Regions from separate parts of the Homo sapiens genome. Here region 1 is linked to region 2. The links are chromatin contacts, found by Hi-C in ENCODE. All regions are on one chromosome and are shown on one strand. The core of a region is the stretch at or near the end of the contact, and the rest is flanking DNA. Distances in the headings are between cores, read along the strand shown.

Region 1 (3,433 bases), core at 564-3,063, 190 kb before region 2:
GGGTCCAGGCCTTATCACTGCCTTTCCTCTTTATCACACATACGGGGGATCTATAGGTGGATCACACCTATAGTTCCCCTGCCTGTGCTGTCCTCCAGGAAAGGAGGCCAAGTAACCACAGAAACTCACAAGAACGAGAGGGGCTGGCTCATTCCCCAAGACTAGTAGCCTCCTGGATGCTCCCAGTTGGAACCACATGAGATACCCTTCAGGAGCCAGAGTGTGTTAACAATACACATCTTATGGGGAGCTATCCACATGTCCATCGGGGAGCTTCTGGGCTGGGGAGCTTGTTGTGTTCATTTCAGAATCCCTAGGATGTGGTCAGTAGTGACAGCTGGATTGAACACAGGTTGGGGCCCAGCTGGAGCACTGTAGCGACAGCTGGATTGATTGGACGCAGTTTAGGGCCCAGCTGGAGCACTGTAGTGACAATTGGATTGAACACAGGTTGGGACCCAGCTGGAGCACTTTCTCACTTACTCTGGGTAGTGGGGCTGGTCCACCCTCTGCAGCAGGCCCAGAGGGAACCTCTAGCCCCAAGAGCCCTCAGCTCAGCATTGAGAGCCTAGACCTACCCCCGCTCTCCTGCTTTGACTCTGGGTGCAGGCTTCGGACAGGTTCCCAGTGTCTGGGACCCGGCGCTGCTCTGACCTCACATGCTCACTCCAGGGACCCCCAATTCAAGCCTGTGCTGGACCTCAGAGGCTGACACACTTTCAGCGCTGGCTCTGCGTGGCTGGCCTGGCCTTGCTCTGACACTCCTCTTCCTTGGGTGAGCAAATTGCTGGGCCAGACCTCTCCCTGACAATCACTGGTGGAGTCTACAGGGACACCCTGACAACTCAAAGGAAAATCTTCCTGCAAACACAAACCGGCATGTTCTCACATTTCCCAGTGGGTACAGCCAGCTATGGTTGGCTTGCCGTGCCTGGGCCACTTCCTCTGAGGAAGCCTAGGCTACCAGATCATTCTTGCTTGCGACGTCGTCATCAAAACAGAGATGCTACTGATAGAGGACCCGGGGAAACTCCCAGAAAAGAATCTCGATCTTGTAGACTCTTTCAGGGCTGCAAGGAATCTCTAAAGAGCAGCTCCTTAATGCCCTCGATTTAGAGATGAGGGATCAAGCCCCAGCAGGGATCAGAGGGCACCTAGGGTCACAGTGCAGGTGTAGGAAGATAGCCCAGAGCACAGGGCTCCCTCTCCTCACCACGTCACCCGAGCAAAAGGCTCCTACTTCTACCAGACTGGCTAAAACACGGTGTCAGATCAAGAATGATGCCAATACAATCTTAGTCCCAAATTCAAAGTTACTGACTTCCCTGGGGTGATGCAGGGTATTCCCCCCTCGGTCAGCAGTTCTCAACAAGGGGCAGCTTTGCCCCCCAAAGGACACTTGGCAATGTCTGGAGACATTTTGGTTACTGCTACCAGGGGAAGACGAACCATTGGCATCTAACAGCTGGAAGCCACGGATGCTGCTAAACAGCCTAAAAAGCCCAGGAAACACAACCAAGAATCATCCCAGACTGAAATGCTAATAGCACCAAGGGTAAGAAACTGCCCTAAGTGGCTTTAAAGACCATCTCCCAGTAGGGACTGTGAATGTCTGTGTGAGTGGCCACAGCACCCCAACTAAGATTCTGATACATCACTAGTGGGTCATGACCATGGCAGGTGGCGTAAGCACTCTCTGATTTCATACCACCAGGTCTGGCGATGGATTTCATAATTACAAAGTCTCATATGTATCGGGAAACCTAACGCTCAGCAGTGATGACTCAAATGGGCTGAGGGTGTGCTTAGAACAGGGCCCTAGCCCCAGGGACAGACAGTATGTGGGTGCCCTTCTCTGGGTATGGGGGAAATCAGTCAATAAAGAAGGCACTCCGCTCCTGACCAAGGGACAGAAGCCAAAACAGTGTGTGACTTTAACCTGATTTTTGTCCAGCTCACAGTTCTTATACTCTTTTTCTCCTTGTTCCTGAAATGTAACGATGACAAAGCCCACAAAGATGTTCATCATGAAGAAAGCTACAATGATGATGTAGATGATGAAGAAGATGGAGATCTCCACGCGGTGGTTGTAGATTGGGCCGATGTTCTCTCCATTCGAGTCGATGGCTTTATACAGCAACCTAGAGAGAGAAAAACCAAGTGAGGACCTGCCAAGCCCCCCAGCCCACACGGCCCAGCCCGCTGCCTTCCCAGGTCCTCCCTCTCCAGAACTCCTCTCATGAGCACTCGCTGGGAACCCACCCCAAGGCTGCTGGACACAACCAGGTCTCTCCCATCAGCCTCAGGCCCAAACAGCCAGCACTAAGAGGAGGGGGCACCCAGGATATCATCATCGAGGGACTGTTCTGAGGAACTGAAAATCAAAAGATTTCACAAATATCCTAAAACACTCCTTTCTATTCAGAGAGGAAGAATATCACGTGTAAGACACTGGAGGAAGTGAAAACTATGCACACTGGCAAGACAGTAAGTGACCAACCAGAGTAGTTCCAAAGAACTAAGGGTGCTTCCCCAAACAGAGATATGCACTAAAATTAAAGCTATGCCTAGCGGAACTCTTAACAGGAAGAGGGGGATTACTGTAACACCCTTGGGGTCCATTGATCCCCATTCTGATGCAGATTCAACACTTCTGGGGCACCCAGCCCATGCATAGGCTTCCCGAGACACTTTCACAGCCTCTCCCTTAATCCTCACATCCATCTGGGAAGGCAGACATTACTATCATCCCCATCATAGGAATATTCAGGGAGGTATCAAAGTGCCACAGTCACACTCCTTGGGGGCAGAGCCAGGAGTTGAGCCAGTTCCTCCAAGCCCCGAGTCCCAGGTTTGCTCCTTTCTCCTCAGCTGCCACCATGATTTGCTCAAGTACAGTGTTCAAAGCCTGACACTATAGCCTGTGCCTGCACACAGTGAAGGGCCTTACTCCATGCCTCTGTTCTCCCAGGATTAAATCCCTAATGAACAAGCCCCACCTGACTGTCTCTTTATCCTACAGGAGCTCCTGAAAATATCTGACTCTTACACACACCCCAAGAACTCTGCTGGCCTGCGAGCCCCAGCCTGCCCACCTCCTGCAGCTCATCTATGCATGGGGACCGGGTATCCAGGACTCTAGGTGTGTTTGCACACTGATGGCAGGAGCTGGGGGTGGGAGCTCCAGAAGCAAAGAGCAACACGAAAGCACAGAGGATTCTCCCTTTCAAATTCTAACTTCTCCTTACCTGCTCTTCTTACTTTACCCATCAACATCTTAGCCATTCTTCAGGACCCTGTTCTGCACATCTAGGACACACCAGACCACCTGCCTGGTTTGACCACTTGACACTGATTTGATTTGGGCTTGAGGAGAGGAAGCATGTTTAGACACTGTTTCCTCCACAGTGCCTAACATGCCATGTTGCACAGA
Region 2 (3,069 bases), core at 172-2,671:
GAGAGCAAGAGAGATAATAGAAAGACAAGCTATAGACTGAGAGAAAATATTTGCAAATCACATATCTGATAAAAGACCTGGATCCAGGATATATGGGGCACTTTTCAAATTGAACAGTAAAAAGAAACCCAAAAGACAGAAATAGTCACTTCACCAAGTCACCAAAATAATAATAAACAGGTGGCAAATAAGCGCATGAAATAACATAACATTATTATCCATTAGGAAATAAAAATTAAAACCAAAATGAGATACTACTACGCACCTATTACAGAAGCTAAAATAAAAAGTACTGACACGATTAAGTGTTGGCAAGAATGTGAAGCAACTATAGCTCTCATACACTTCTGGTGGGAATACAAAATGGTACAGCCATTTTAGAAAGCAGTTAGCTTCTTATAATGTTAAATATACAATTCCACTCCTAGGTATTTACGCTAGTGAACATCTATATTCATACAAAAACCTGTACGTTTCTAGCACCTTTTTATAATCACCAGAAACTGGAAATAACCCAAATTTCCTTCAACAGATAAATGGATAAACTGTACTATATCCATAAATGTAATATTACTCAGCAATAAAAAAGAACGATTTCTCCACACTCCTAAACATGGATGAATATCAAAGGCATTATGCTGAGTGATTCCATTTACATGACATTCTGGAAATGACAAAACTATAGCAATAGAGAACAGATCAGTGGTTGCCATGGGCTGGGGTAAAGGAAGAATAGGACTACAAGAGGCAGGATAAGTTTTGCGGGGGACAAAACTGTTCTGTTATCTTAATTGTGGTAAGAGATACAACAATTTATATGTTAAAGCTCACAGAACTGTATACACGTGCACACACCCCGATTTTTACTGTATGTTAATTTTTAAATTAATAAATAATCTGAGCAGTGTGTATCAAGAATAAAAAAGAATTTCTAAAGGCAGAGAAAGGAGCCCTAGATGAGAAGTAGGCAGGCATTCCCGTCTGCTGAGATGCAAACAGGGTTTAAAGATTCTTCCTTCCCAAAAGGTCAGGCGCAACTGATAACAAGTTGGGAGGAGGGGGTGGTGAGAAATGGACCATGATTGAGAATGATTTGAAGAGAAAAAAGACATGTGCCAATATAGCATTAAATGAAAGGGCTGTGGGCCTCAGGTTTAGAAAGTCCTAGATCTCTCTTTTATATGTGCCTTTTGTCAACTTATTTCTCTGTTCCCTGGGAAGTACCTCAGAAAAAAAAAAAAAAAAAAAAAACACACACACACACACACACACACCCACCAGAAAAAGCAGCCAGAGAGCAATAGGGGAAAGGGCAGAAGGTCCACCAACCACAGCCACTTTCACACTGAACTCCACGGGCAAAGCCCTATCCTGCATCTTGTTATACGACTGTGACTGAGAGCCTTGTTCAAATGCTCAATATTTTCCACAGCTTTGTAAAATACAGGGCCATAAAAAACATAGCTGGAAATCCCAGCATTGATTCATCTCACAAGCCCGTGACACTAAATGTTTGATAAGTCTTTCTCAGTTTCTAGTTCAATCATTTGGTTATGGCATCCTCATGGGACCACGCCAGATACACTACATAGAAATAGTAGGATATAAGCTATGGGAAACATAGTTTTGCTCTAATATAATTACAAGTTTTCACCTTCATTCTATTTCATTATATTCTCTTTAAAATGTCATAATCCTACATATTTGAAAATGATATTATCATTCACAATGCAAATTTGAAAAGGGGAAGTTGTTGTTTCTGATTAAGTCAATGTATGAGAGTCAGGGGTATTTACTATCTCCCTGGCTGCCAACAGAACCTTTTCCTGTTTATGACTAGAATGCAAATAGTCATTGAGCTCAGAAGAATGTTGAGTCCAAGAACTTAACCAGCTTTAGGCATCATTAATCAACAAAATATTGATTGTTTACTGGGTACAAGGCCATGTGCTGGTCCCTGGGTGGTTACAAATGGATAAGATGTAAGCCACCAATGTGCTTTAACCTCACGCAGCAAAAGCCACATAAACTGTGCTATGGGAGAGGGAACAAAGAAGAATCTAATCCCTACCCTTGAGGGAGACTAAAAAGTAACTAAAGAGAGAAGCGGAATGTATTTGAAAAAGACCTAGGAAACGGTAACGAAATCTAAGTGCATGTTCAATTCAACAGCCATCCTGTTGTGGACTCAAAGGTGGTGGCACGAAGAAGGGAGCCCCTTGAACTCATCAGGGCATGCTCACAGAGAAGCTGAGTTTGGCAGAAAGGCCTGGAGAGTGAGGGGGCTGTGAGGCTAGACACAGCATGACTTGTAGGAATTGCATATGATTGTTCATAGCAGTAAAAGCAAATTACTGACACAATTTCTATTTTTGTAACGTCTTTTTTCTGTGGTACAATACTAGACATTCTGGTTTTAAAACACACATATAGGCACACTTACAGTTTAGGACACCCTCACAAAGATTGACACAAATATGATTTGTATGATAATTTTCCACCTTTTTTTTTTTTTTGAGACAGAGTCTCACTCTGTTGCCCAGGCTGGAGTGCAATGGTGCCATCTTGGCTCACTGCAAGCTCCGCCTCCCGGGTTCACGCCATTCTCCTCCCTCAGCCTCCCAAGTAGCTGGGACTATAGGCACCCACCACCACGCCCAGCTAATTTTTTGTATTTTTAGTAGAGACAGGGTTTCACTGTGTTAGCCAGGATGGTCTCCATCTCCTGACCTCATGATCTGCCCGCCTTGGCCTCCCAAAGTGCTGAGATTACAGGTGTGAGCCACCATGCCCAGCCCATGATTTTCCACTTTAACACAAGTCTCTAGGTAACATATCTAGTATGGAAAGCTCCTACTGCAAAGGCTTAGGCCTTAGAAGAACCTTTGAACTCACCAGTCCTAATTTTTACTCTCTCTTCCAATGCAAAGACTGACTGCCAGGGAATCAAATCTGTTGACTGTATAGGGCTAAATATTACAGAATCTGGAGCCTATGTCTGGCGTGTGTACATGTGACTTGTCATAGGGTTGGATAAAGACCCTACTTATCATTACACTGTTACAACTG

Evidence for each region. A loop is a pair of places that touch in the nucleus more often than their neighbours do. Pooled maps may share reads with other maps.
Region 1: a pooled map shows a loop between it and region 2 (6-fold over the local background). The contact joins two enhancer-like sites. A Hi-C loop is called at or near these places in 4 of 37 single-sample maps with no recorded cell type and 4 of 50 pooled maps.

What each region holds. Positions count from the first base shown.
Region 1 is chr3:53,747,976-53,751,408 of GRCh38, reverse strand. CACNA1D (calcium voltage-gated channel subunit alpha1 D) reads right to left here. Exons shown (of 48, transcript NM_001128840.3): 27 at 1,940-2,141. Among named protein-coding and RNA genes, the nearest start is that of CHDH, 97 kb to the left of the region's middle. RefSeq lists an enhancer at 1,937-2,136. Within about 2 kb of position 1,813, at least 5 of the 41 ENCODE cell types and tissues checked have a DNase peak (open chromatin) inside an H3K27ac peak, as active enhancers do.
Region 2 is chr3:53,553,643-53,556,711 of GRCh38, reverse strand. All of the region lies in intron 3 of CACNA1D (calcium voltage-gated channel subunit alpha1 D), which reads right to left. Among named protein-coding and RNA genes, the nearest start is that of CACNA1D, 61 kb to the right of the region's middle. Within about 2 kb of position 1,421, at least 2 of the 41 ENCODE cell types and tissues checked have a DNase peak (open chromatin) inside an H3K27ac peak, as active enhancers do.